Regions from separate parts of the Homo sapiens genome. Here region 2 is linked to region 1. A link is a loop called in an ENCODE intact Hi-C map of the cell type or tissue named here. Cell type or tissue: GM12878. All regions are shown on one strand. Links, peaks and the distances in the headings refer to the core of each region. The heading gives the core; the rest is flanking DNA.

The links. Peaks named below come from ENCODE experiments on the same cell type or tissue, not always from the same donor. Only the 100,000 strongest peaks of a DNase experiment are listed, where the experiment ranks them.
Region 2: a loop joins it to region 1, with 4 times the contacts of the local background. A loop is called at or near these places in 3 of 110 quality-filtered maps.

Annotation. Positions count from the first base shown.
Region 1 is chr12:116,334,302-116,339,679 of GRCh38, forward strand. No RefSeq gene overlaps it. Among named protein-coding and RNA genes, the nearest start is that of MED13L, 59 kb to the left of the region's middle. RefSeq lists an enhancer at 2,871-2,920. In GM12878, for the core only: no CTCF peak of the experiment used is centred there; a DNase peak (open chromatin) is centred at 2,570; H3K4me3 peaks cover 495 bases; H3K27ac peaks cover 1,630 bases.
Region 2 is chr12:116,535,708-116,541,085 of GRCh38, forward strand. It overlaps LINC00173 (long intergenic non-protein coding RNA 173), which reads left to right. Exons shown (of 3, transcript NR_027346.1): 2 at 413-504; 3 at 646-806. Among named protein-coding and RNA genes, the nearest start is that of LINC00173, 5.0 kb to the left of the region's middle. RefSeq lists enhancers at 1,678-1,907, 4,333-4,833. In GM12878, for the core only: no CTCF peak of the experiment used is centred there; DNase peaks (open chromatin) are centred at 1,794 and 2,514; H3K4me3 peaks cover 741 bases; H3K27ac peaks cover 2,328 bases.

The sequences.
Region 1 (5,378 bases), core at 66-5,065:
CATACACACACACACACACACACACACACACACACACACACATACATACTGTTCATTGCCCAACATTCTAGTTAGGAACATCTGTTTAATAAGTGTCATGCCCTAGGTGTTAGATAGTCGCTGTCCTAGTCCCATTTCACAGATGGATAAGCTGAGGCTCACAGTATTCAAGCTGTTAAGTACCAGAGCTAAGAATTCAACTTTTATCTGTCTGAGCACAAAGCCTTGGCCTTAATCACTATATTATTCCTCCACTCTACCCTGTTGCCCAAAGATTTTCAAAACTAACCTTACAGAAATGGTGTATTGTTCATAATTTCTACAGCTTGCTCTTTTTTTTTTTTTTTTTTTGAGTTGTAGTCTTGCTGTGTCACCCAGGCTGGAGTGCAGTGGCGCGATCTCGGCTCACTGCAACTTCTGCCTCCCGGGTTCAAGCAATTCTCTGCCTCAGCCTCCCAAGTAGCTGGGATTACAGGCACCTGCCACCACGCCCGGCTAATTTTTTGTAGTTTTAGTAGAGAAGGGGTTTCGCCATCTTGGCCAGGCTGGTCTTGAACTCCTGACCTCGTGATCCACCTGCCTCGGTCTCCCAAAGTTTTGGGATTACAGGTGTGAGCCACTGCGCCTGGCCAGCTTGCTTTTTAAAATACCACATTTTCTTATGTCATTTAATACTCTTTCACATAATTTCTTTTGGACTGCACTGAGTCTATCACATGGATGCACCATAATTTACTTAGCTAATCTTCAATTATTGGACATTTAGGTTGCTCCTAATTTTTTTAAAAAAAATTTATTTATTTATTTATTTTTGAGATGGAGTCTCACTCTGTTGCCCCAGGCTGGAGGGCAGTGGTGCTATCTCAGCTCACTGCAACCTCTGCCTCCTGGGTTCAAGCAAGTCTCGTGCCTCAGCCTCCCGAGTAGCTGGAACTACAGTCGTGCACCACCACACCCAGCTAAATTTGTATTTTTAGTAGAGACAGGGTTTCACCATGTTGGCCAGGCTGGTTTCCAACTCTTGACCTCAAGTGATCCACCTGTTTCAGCCTCCCAAAGTGATGGGCTCAGGTGTGAGCCACTGAGCCTGGCCAAATTTTTTTAGTAATATATATACATACATATATACACATATATACTATATATATACACACACACATATACAATATATATATACACATATATATGTATTTTTTTTTAGATGGAGTCTCGCTCTGTTGCTCAGGCTGGAGTACAGTGATGTGATCTCGGCTCACTGTAACCTCTGCCTCCTGGGTTCAAGTGACTCTCCTGCCTCAGTCTCCTGAGTAGCTGGGATTACAGGCGCACGCCACCATGCCCGGCTAATTTTTGTATTTTTAGTAGAGACGGGGTTTCACCATTTTGGTCAGGCTGGTCTCGAACTCCTGATCTCGTGATCCACCCTTCTTGGCCTCCCAAAGTGCTGGGATTACAGGCGTGAGCCACCACGCCTGGCTTAGTATTATATTAATGCTGCAGTGAACCACCTTGGAGAAATATTTTCCAATACAACTCTGATTATGTTCTTACCACAAATTCCTAGAATTACTGGATCAAAAAGATTTTGTATATTTAGTATTTAATAGCTATTGCCAAATTGTTCTTTAGAAAGGCAGACCCAATGTGCAATCCTAAGATAACTTGCCTCCTTCCCTCCCTTTCTTCCTTCCTTTCTTCCTTCCATTCTCTTTCTTGAGACAGGGTCTCGCTATATTGCCCAAGTTGGCTTTGAACTCCCATCTCAGGAGATCCTCTCTTCTCAGCCTCCCGAGTAGCTGGGACTCCAGGCATGCACCACCGTGCCTGGTGAAACTATGAATTTCTACTTTCCCACTCGGACCCGTTATGCCTCTTCTTCAGAGATGACTAATCATGAGCTAATTGTGCCTCTCATCTCCTGCAATGGGGAATAGAGTCCCTTTCAACATATAAATCATTCAGTAGTATTCAAATGGTTTAATGCAAATGCAGTGGTAAAAAAAAAAATTGCTCAGTGATAATTTGCATCCCAACCATCATCACTGTCTGCATTAGGAGAATTTATAATCATTTTTCCCCAACCTTTGTGACTGAACCAATGTCCTGAGTATAGGATTATAGTCAGCACCATCAAGATAACTCTGGGTATGGGCCAGGCGCGGTGGCTCACGCCTGTAATCCCAGCACTTTGGGAGGTCAAGGTGGGCGGATCTCAAGGTCAGGAGATTGAGACCATCCTGGCTAACATACTGAAACCCTGTCTCTACTAAAAATACAAAAAAAATTAGCCAGGCGTGGAGGCAGGCACCTGTAGTCCCAGCTACTCGGGAGGCTGAGGTAGGAGAATGGCGTGGACCCGGGAGGTGGTGCTTGCAGTGAGCCGAGATCACACCACTATACTCCAGCCTGGGCAACAGAGGGAGACTCCGTCTCAAACAAACAAAAAAAAGATAACTCTGGGTATGAATCTGTTGCTAGTGGGAGTGATGTGATGGCTTCAGTAAAGGATGATGACGTGGCTGATCTGCTGCAATGACCCCTCTGACTGTAGGTGGTTATGTTGACATGGAGTCCGTCACACCCAACTTCCCTTTGTATGGGAACTCCCCTGCCTGCGGTGCTCTGCTTAGAGGAGCCACGGTCAGCTGTTTTCTGTCTAATTGGACTGGGCTCATGACCTACCGTGTAGTCAGACTCAAAACACAAGAGAATCAGACCTCTCTGAGAAATTTATTTATTAATTCATTTACTTTTGAGACAGAGTCTCGCTGTCTCACCCAGGCTGGAGTGCAGTGGCACGGTCATGGCTCACGGAAGCCTCAACCTCCTGGGCCCAATTGACCTTCCCACCTTAGCCTCTCGAGTAGCTGGAACCACAGGCATGCACCACCACGCCTGGCTAATTTTTGTATTTTTTTTTGTAGAGACGGAGTTTCAACATGTTACCCAGGCTGGTCTTGAACTCCTGGCCTCAAGTGATCTGCCTGCCTTAGCCTCAGCCTCTCAAAGTGCTGGGATTACAGGCATGAGCCACCACATCCGGCCTCTTTCAGAAATTTAAACTTGAAGAACTGAAACAATCGAAGGCAAGCAGGGGGTAGCTGAATCCAGTAGTGGAAAGGGGGAAATTGAAGGGCAGATTCCGTAGTCTAAGAGTTCGTGACTCTATGTCAAGCACAGGCTTGGCCCACTGTTGATGTTCAATACGTATTTGTTGTTGAATGAATGAGCGGAAGGATTTGATGATAGCCGACCTCTCTCTTCTTTCTCCGTCCAGGGTGCCTCCCCCTTCTGGTAGCAGCATCCCCATTCCTTTGGGAGCCTGCCTAGAATGTTAATTCTAGCTGGGGGAATTCTAATTGCAATTCTAAAATGTAATTCTAGCAAGGGGAAGGCAGGTTCCCGAAGAAATGGGAAACAGGTTCACTCCATATGGATTGACACTGCCTACCTGAACCACCTGAATTAAGAAGTGTGGTATCCTCAGCTCTTGAGGCTCCCCATGATGTGACACTAGTGTCCTTTTCTGCTTCTATGCTCACACTCCTCCTTGGCTTCTTTCCCTTCCCTGGATGTCCGCTTTTCTGTTTTTTGTTTTGTTTTGTTTTGTTTTGACACAGAGTCTCACTGTGTTGCCCAGGCTGGAGTGCAGTGGCGAGATCTTGGCTCACTGCAACCTCTGCCTCCTGGGTTCAAGCAATTCTTGTGCCTCAGCCTCCCAAGTAGCTGGGATTACAGGTGCCCACAACCATGCCCAGCTTATTTTTGCATTTTTAGTAGAGACGGGTTGTCACCACATTGGCCAGGCTGGTCTCCAACTCCTAGCCTCAAGTGATCCGCCTGCCTCTGCCTCCCAGAGTGCTGGGATTATAGCCGTGAGCCACCGTGCCCAGCCCTAATTCTCTACCTTTTGTCTGTGTGAGCTTGGGAAAGTTAATTAACCTCTCTGAGCCTCAGTTTCCTTAGCTGTGAAATGGGGATAAAAGTGAGATAACACCCACAAAGGAGCTGGAACAGAGCTGCCACTCATTGTCTTCTGTTAAATATGAGCCCTGCCCCATCCCAGAGATTTGGGGAATAACTGCAGGAAAGTCCGTGGTCACGGTGGGCAGTATAGTGTGACAATTAAGAGCATCAGCTCTAGCTCTGTCATTTAGTAGCCCTGTGACCTTGGGTAAGTTTATGTAACCTCAGTCTCCTCACTTTAAAGTGGGATAATAATAGCGACAACATCTGAGAGCCATTGTGAGGAATAATTGAGAGGATTGAGAAACGTGCCCAGGAGGTGGGCTTGGCTCTGAAGAAGCACTCAATGAATGGCAGCTATTTTTTGGCGGAAACCATGGGGAGAGAGGCTTTCTTTTCTCGATAGGGTTACTAAACTGGTAGAATGTGAGCCTAGAGCTGCTAGCAGCCATCTGTGGGAGGCCCTGCCTGCAAACAAAGCCAGCCCAAAGAAGGCCGAGCAGCAGAGAGGTGGACAGGGAGGGACTCCTGGTGACTTTTTTTTTTTTTTTGTAATGCAACTTTTTTCCTTTCTTTTTTTTTTTTTCCGAGTCTCGCTCTGTCATCTGGGTTGGAGTGCAGTGGCGTGATTTCAGCTCACTGCAACCTCTGCCACCCAGGTTCAAGCAATTCTCCTGCCTCAGCCTCCCGAGTAGCTGGGATTACAGGCGTGCGCCACCATGCCCAGCTAATTTTTGTATTTTTAGTAGAGATGAGGTTTCACCATGTTGGCCAGGCTGGTCTTGAATTCCTGACTTCAAGTGATCTGCCTGCCTCGGCTTCCCAGAGTGCTGGGGTTACAGGCATGAGCCACTGAGCCGGGCCTGTAATGCGACTTTAAAATATAACACTAAATACTTATTAACATGGGGTTGTACCAGACATGTGTTTAACTCATGCAAATCCAACTCTGCATGTTTGCCTTGGTAATGAGGAAGTGGGTATAATCCTCCAGAACCAAAGGGCCAGGGAGGAGGTCTGAGTGCCACTCCAAATGGGGTGTGGAGGACTGAACTCCTCCTTCCCTGGCTTCTGTAGCTGAGGGAGGCACAAAACCAGTGGTTCCCAACTTTATCCCAATGCTTAGTACCAGGATGCCCTTTTTATTATTTATTTCTGTATTTATTTATTTAGAGACAGGGTCTTTCTCTGTTGCCCAGACTGGCAGTGGCGTGATCATGGCTCACTGTAGCCTCCAACTGCTGGGCTCAAGTGATCCTCCCACCTGGGCTTCTGAGTAGCTGAGACTACAGGCGCACCACACTAGCACATCCAGCTAATTTTTAAATTTTTTGTAGAAACAAGGTCTCGCTATGTTGTCCAGGCTGCTCTCGAACTCCTGGCCTCAAACGATCCGCCTGCCTCAGCCTCCC
Region 2 (5,378 bases), core at 204-5,203, 200 kb after region 1:
GATGCTTTTATGTGTATTAGGTTGTCTTTTATTGTATTGTATAGTTCCTTTTTTTTTTTTTTTTTTTGAGATGGAGTCTTGCTCTATTGCCCAGGATGGAGTACAGTGGCACGATCTTGGCTCACTGCAACCTCCACCTCCTGGGTTCAAGCAATTCTCCTGCCTCAGCCTCTCAAGTAGCTGGGATTACAGGCACGTACCACCATGCCTGGCTAATTTTTGTAATTTTAGTAGAGACAGGTTTTCACCGTGTTGGCCAGGCTGGTCTCGAACTCCTGACCTCAACTGATCCACCCACCTCAGCCTCCCAAAGTGCTGGGATTACAGGCTTGAGCCACCGTGCCCAGCCTGTACTATATATTTCTTTATTATTTGACACGTGTATTTGTTTAATGGCCCTCTGCTCCACCAGTATGGAAGCTCCAAAAGGAAAGATACCAGATTGATCTTGATCACCTCTGCCTCCCCAGCACCTAGTCTTCCTTGGCACATCGTGAGTGCTCGGTAAATATCTGTGGCTTTAATGGATGAATGAATGAATGACTACATGGCTAAACTCCATTCTAGGGCAACATCTGTGGTGCAGTGGATGGGCCCTAGTGAATGGATATTTAACGGATATCGTACTATTCCTCATCTCCACAGGGTCAGGCTGTGCCACATCCACCCAGCCTTGCCTGGGGTCATTTATCCTACATGTACTCAGATCACGTGAACTGGTGATGGGCCACCCATGTGCCTGCCTGGAGACTCCTATTCACCCTTCAGATCAATATCCCCCAAATAAACTCCCAGTCACTCTGGCATCCCATGTTGCTTTGTGATCTCTGCCTCTCTCTAGACCATTTGGCTCCTATGCACAGGCAGCTATGTCTTTTTCATATTTGGGTCCCCAAAATGCACAGTGCGGTGCCTGCCTCAAAACAAATGCTTTTCAATCCGTCAATCAATCAGTTGACATGGATCATCTTTTCTCAGCACTGATGTATGGACTACAACTTGGAATTCCATTAAAGCTCCTGGGGTCAAGAAAAAAAGTGATTCAAGTTTATTTATTTATTTTTTTTTGAGACAGAGTCTCATTCTGTCGCCCAGGCTGGAGTGCAGTGGCACGATCTTGGCTCACTGCAACCTCTGCCTCTGGGGTTCAAGTGATTCTCACTCATGCCTCAGCCTCCCAAGTAGCTGGGCAAGAGCCAGCACACCCGGGCTAATTTTTGTATTTTTAGTAGGGACGGGCTTTCGCCATGTTGGCCAGACTGGTCTCGAACTCCTGGCTTCAAGTGATCTGCCCACTTCAGCCTCCCAAAGTGCTGGGATTACAGGCATTTAATCACTGCACCCGGGTGAGCCACTGCACCCGGCCAAGTTCATATTCTAAAAGTGAAACATTAATGCTGCATTGTGTATTTTTTGGTCAAGTGCTTCAGATGTGTGGAAGGAATTTCTTTGTATAAATGCAATTATTCGTCACCATGATGATAATTATAACGAGGGTGACTGCACAGAACTGTGCCTCCCCAGCAAGCATGGGCTGGGCAGGGCCGGGTATTCCCTTCGCTGACTTGCTTCACTAGTTGACTAACAGACCTTATTCCCGGGCCTGAGCTGATGATATCCTGCCAATGCCAGCTTCCCAACATGGAGGGGACGCAAGAGCGAGCGCCATGGGATCCTGGGGGAAAAGCAGCCTGTGTTTGCTGCTGCTTTGACAGTTGAGGCTCTGAGAGGGACTGGCAAACAATGGGAAATGAAACATTTGAGTGGTTGCAAAAAATTCCATGGGAAATCCCCCCTGGTGGTATTTATGTGCGACGGCTGTGACAAGGAGAGCGCAGGGCTTTCGATTTCAAGGGTTCCTGAGCAGACCACAATGGCCTTCCAAGATGGCAATCCCCGGGAACAGCTCTCTCGGCCACAAAAGGCCAGTTTGTCTGTCCAGGGAAGATCTGGCCCCATGCATCAAGTTGGCCATGAGCTGCAGTGTCTTCTTTGGGGCATGACCCACATTTATAGGGTCTGGGCCTCTGAACCTTCTGCTCCTAAGACAGATCTATCTCAGTTGTCCCTCTGGTTTTCCCAGGCCTCAAGGACCTGGGGGCTGATAGGGGCTGAGGGGTTTCCCTCGGGCTCAGCCTCCATCTGCAGAACTGTGGGAACCTCAGCCTCCATCAGACCCCTCCCCATTTTCTGGTCAGCACGTGGCCTCCTCCTGTTTCCTCCATTCCCGTTGGTAATGGACATTTATTTAACTTTTACTCCCCCTCCATTCTCATTTAGAAAAGAAAGTGAACTGATATTAACCAATCTTTGTTTTGCCTTCTTTAACACTAATGCATATGCAAAATAGTTACCACTATTGATAATATCTTATTGCTGCTGTGATATATGTGTGTATATGTACAGATCTGCTTGAAGGTAAGCTTTATATAGATTTTTAGAGATACTTGGTAAATGAGAAAATGGAAACTGAAAGAGGTTAAATAAACTGCCCATGTGTATTGGTCATGAGGTTTCAGTTGCAAAGTGACAAAATCCTGACTTAGATGAACTTAAACCGGATGGAAAATGTACATTGTATTATTTGAGAAGCAAGGTCTGGATAAGCTTCAGGCATGGCTGGATCCAGGCCCTCAGTTAAGTCTTTAGGAATTTCCCTCTCTCTAGCTTTTTGGCTTTGCTTTTCCCTGTATTGGTTTCATGTTTAGATTGGCTCACTTCACCTGTTTTACATCTTTCCAGAGTCAAATCCAGCCTTTTTCCTGGTTGCCTCCATAAAAGTCCCAGGGTTAGGTTTAGTGTGCTCTGATAGATTCAGCTGCCCATTGCTGAAGCAGTGACTCTGGCAACAGGGATGGACTGATCTAAGTGCCCAGGTTCCAGTCACTGCTGAAGCCCAGCCAGACCACCTGGACACAGTAAGAGTGAGTGGTTCCCCCAAAGAAAACTGGGGTGCTCTTACCAGAAGAAGGAGGAATCGACAAAAAGACCTGATGTCCTAAACTCCCGTGTCACACTGTCACTAATGGGCAGGCAGACCCATACAGCAGCTCCTCTGCATCTTCATGCTGCTAGAGACCACCACCGGGACCACCTCCCTCCTCCATGCTCTATCCTGCCCTGTGCCTCCAGCCCCGCCCCTGCTGCAGGAATTCACTCTAGTCAGTAGTTTTCAAAATGTGCGGGAAGGAGGAAGCCAGTGGAAGAGAGCAGGTGGCTGGGTGACCTGTGGCTATGGGATTCCCCTCCTCTATTTCAACCATCCAGCAATTCTTGTGTCTCTTTGTAGATTCAGTTTCCTTGTACACTTTTATTTAAACAAAGGACACCCCAGATTTTTTAAACTTGCAAATCAGCAATTTTTCTGGAATCTATGTCTACTTACCCTAAATTAAGGAACAATAGCTCAGAAAGAGGCAGGAAACTGACAACACGTCAAATGAGTGCCAAGGGGATCTGAGAAACCACACCTCCCGATTCCCATCTCTTGCCCTTTGCACCCACGGCCTTGCAGATGGGGTCAAGATTTGTGGGCTTCTGATTTATTGGCCAAGGATGCAGACCTTAACATGTAAGTGGAGCAGCTTCCCAGAAAAGAGAAGGAAGAGGATACCTTTGCACAGTTTTTTTCTAGTCTCTGGGTTCTGTGCCCCCAGGGCAGGCAGCCTCTGGGGACTCCCTGTAGGTAGGATCCTGCCAGAATGGAGAAAAACATCCCAATTCCTGTTATTCCCTCCTGGTCCTGGGAGCTTACATCACCATTCCAGGAGAACTTACATGAGCAAGCCATGTCATGCTTCCGTTTAGGAGGATGTTTACAAACCACTATTCTGTCCTCTGAGTGTCTGGAAAGCTGGTGTCTGTGTACCAGGCCCTGCAATGCATTTCAAACACAGCTTTCTGCTGCACTGATCAGTGCTAATCCTCATAGGTAACCTTTCTGAGCACTTCCAGCATTCCTGGAACTGTGTGCTAAGTGCTTGACATGTATCATTTCATTGAATCTTCCCAACAACCCAATACCATAGGTAGCAGTATTATTTTCATTTTATAGCTGCAAATAAACGAAGGTGCAGAAAGGTGAATGAATTTGTCTGAGGTCCATCAGCCAGGTTCAAACCCAGGCAATCAGAGTCAAGAGAATGAACTAGATGCTACGGTACATTGCTACGCTTAGACGCACCAGGAAAGCTCTGGACGAGGAAGATGTAGGTTGTTGCCAGCACCTATGCACGGACAGACAGAAAGTCCTCTGCTTCCTTCAGGCCCTTGCTTCCACTTCCCCGGGGCTTCCAGCTGAGCCTGCATTTTTCTTTGACTTCCCCCTCTTGCCTGGCGTTTTCAGCAAACACACACAGAGGATTACGGGGAGAAAACTATCATATTACCAAGTGGACATGGCTCCTAAGGTGCCAACTGAACACAGGTAAGTCGGGTAAGGAAAGGCACACAGTCTCATTACTTAGACTACCCCGCAGCCGCTTATTGAATTAGTGTGATTCTTAACATCTTCAACTTGGATCTCCTCCAGGCCAGCCGGCTGGTGCATTCAGTACGACTCAGCTCGCCTTAACTCAATTAACAAAGCCAGGCTGAGCCGGGCTGAGCTGAACTCAACAAGTTTTTCTTAAGCACTGAGCTGGCTGCAGAGGGGAAAAAAAAGCAACAAAGGAGAGCAAGACGCTGCCTTGGCCCTTTAAGAGTTGCCTTGCGCGCTTAGTGGATAATACGGTGCCGTATTTTCTAAGTATCACCTTGGTGGTTTTTGCCATACCTGCACTCCCTCTGTGCTATTATTTACTTCATATTTTTCTTTAAACAAATTCACTTCCTTTTTCAAACTTATTTTTTTTAATTATTGAGGTGAAGTTGACATACCATAAAATTAACCATTTGAAAGTGAATTCTTAGAGCATGATGCTCATCTGAAGAAAAAAGTAAAAATAAAGTGAATTCAGTGGCATTTAGTACTTTATAGCGTTATGTGACCATCACCTTTATCTAACTCCAAGACATTTTCATTACGTCAAAATGAAACTCCATAACCTTTAAGTAGTCACGCCCCATTCCCTTCTCCCCGACAACCCCTGGTAACCATCAAACTGCTTTCTGTTTCTGTGGATTTATCTATTCCGGATGTTTCATGTAAGTGGAATCCTACAGTATCCTTGTGGTTCTGGCTTATTTTACTTAGCATAATATCTTTAAGGTCCATCCATGTTGTAGCATGAATCAGTGCTTCATTCCTTTTCATGACTGAATAATATTCCATTGTGTGGATAAACACAACTTGTTTACCCACCCACCCATTCATTGATGGACATTTGAGCATTTCCATCTTTTGGCTATTGTGATTAGTTAAGTAAGTTTAGTTTAGT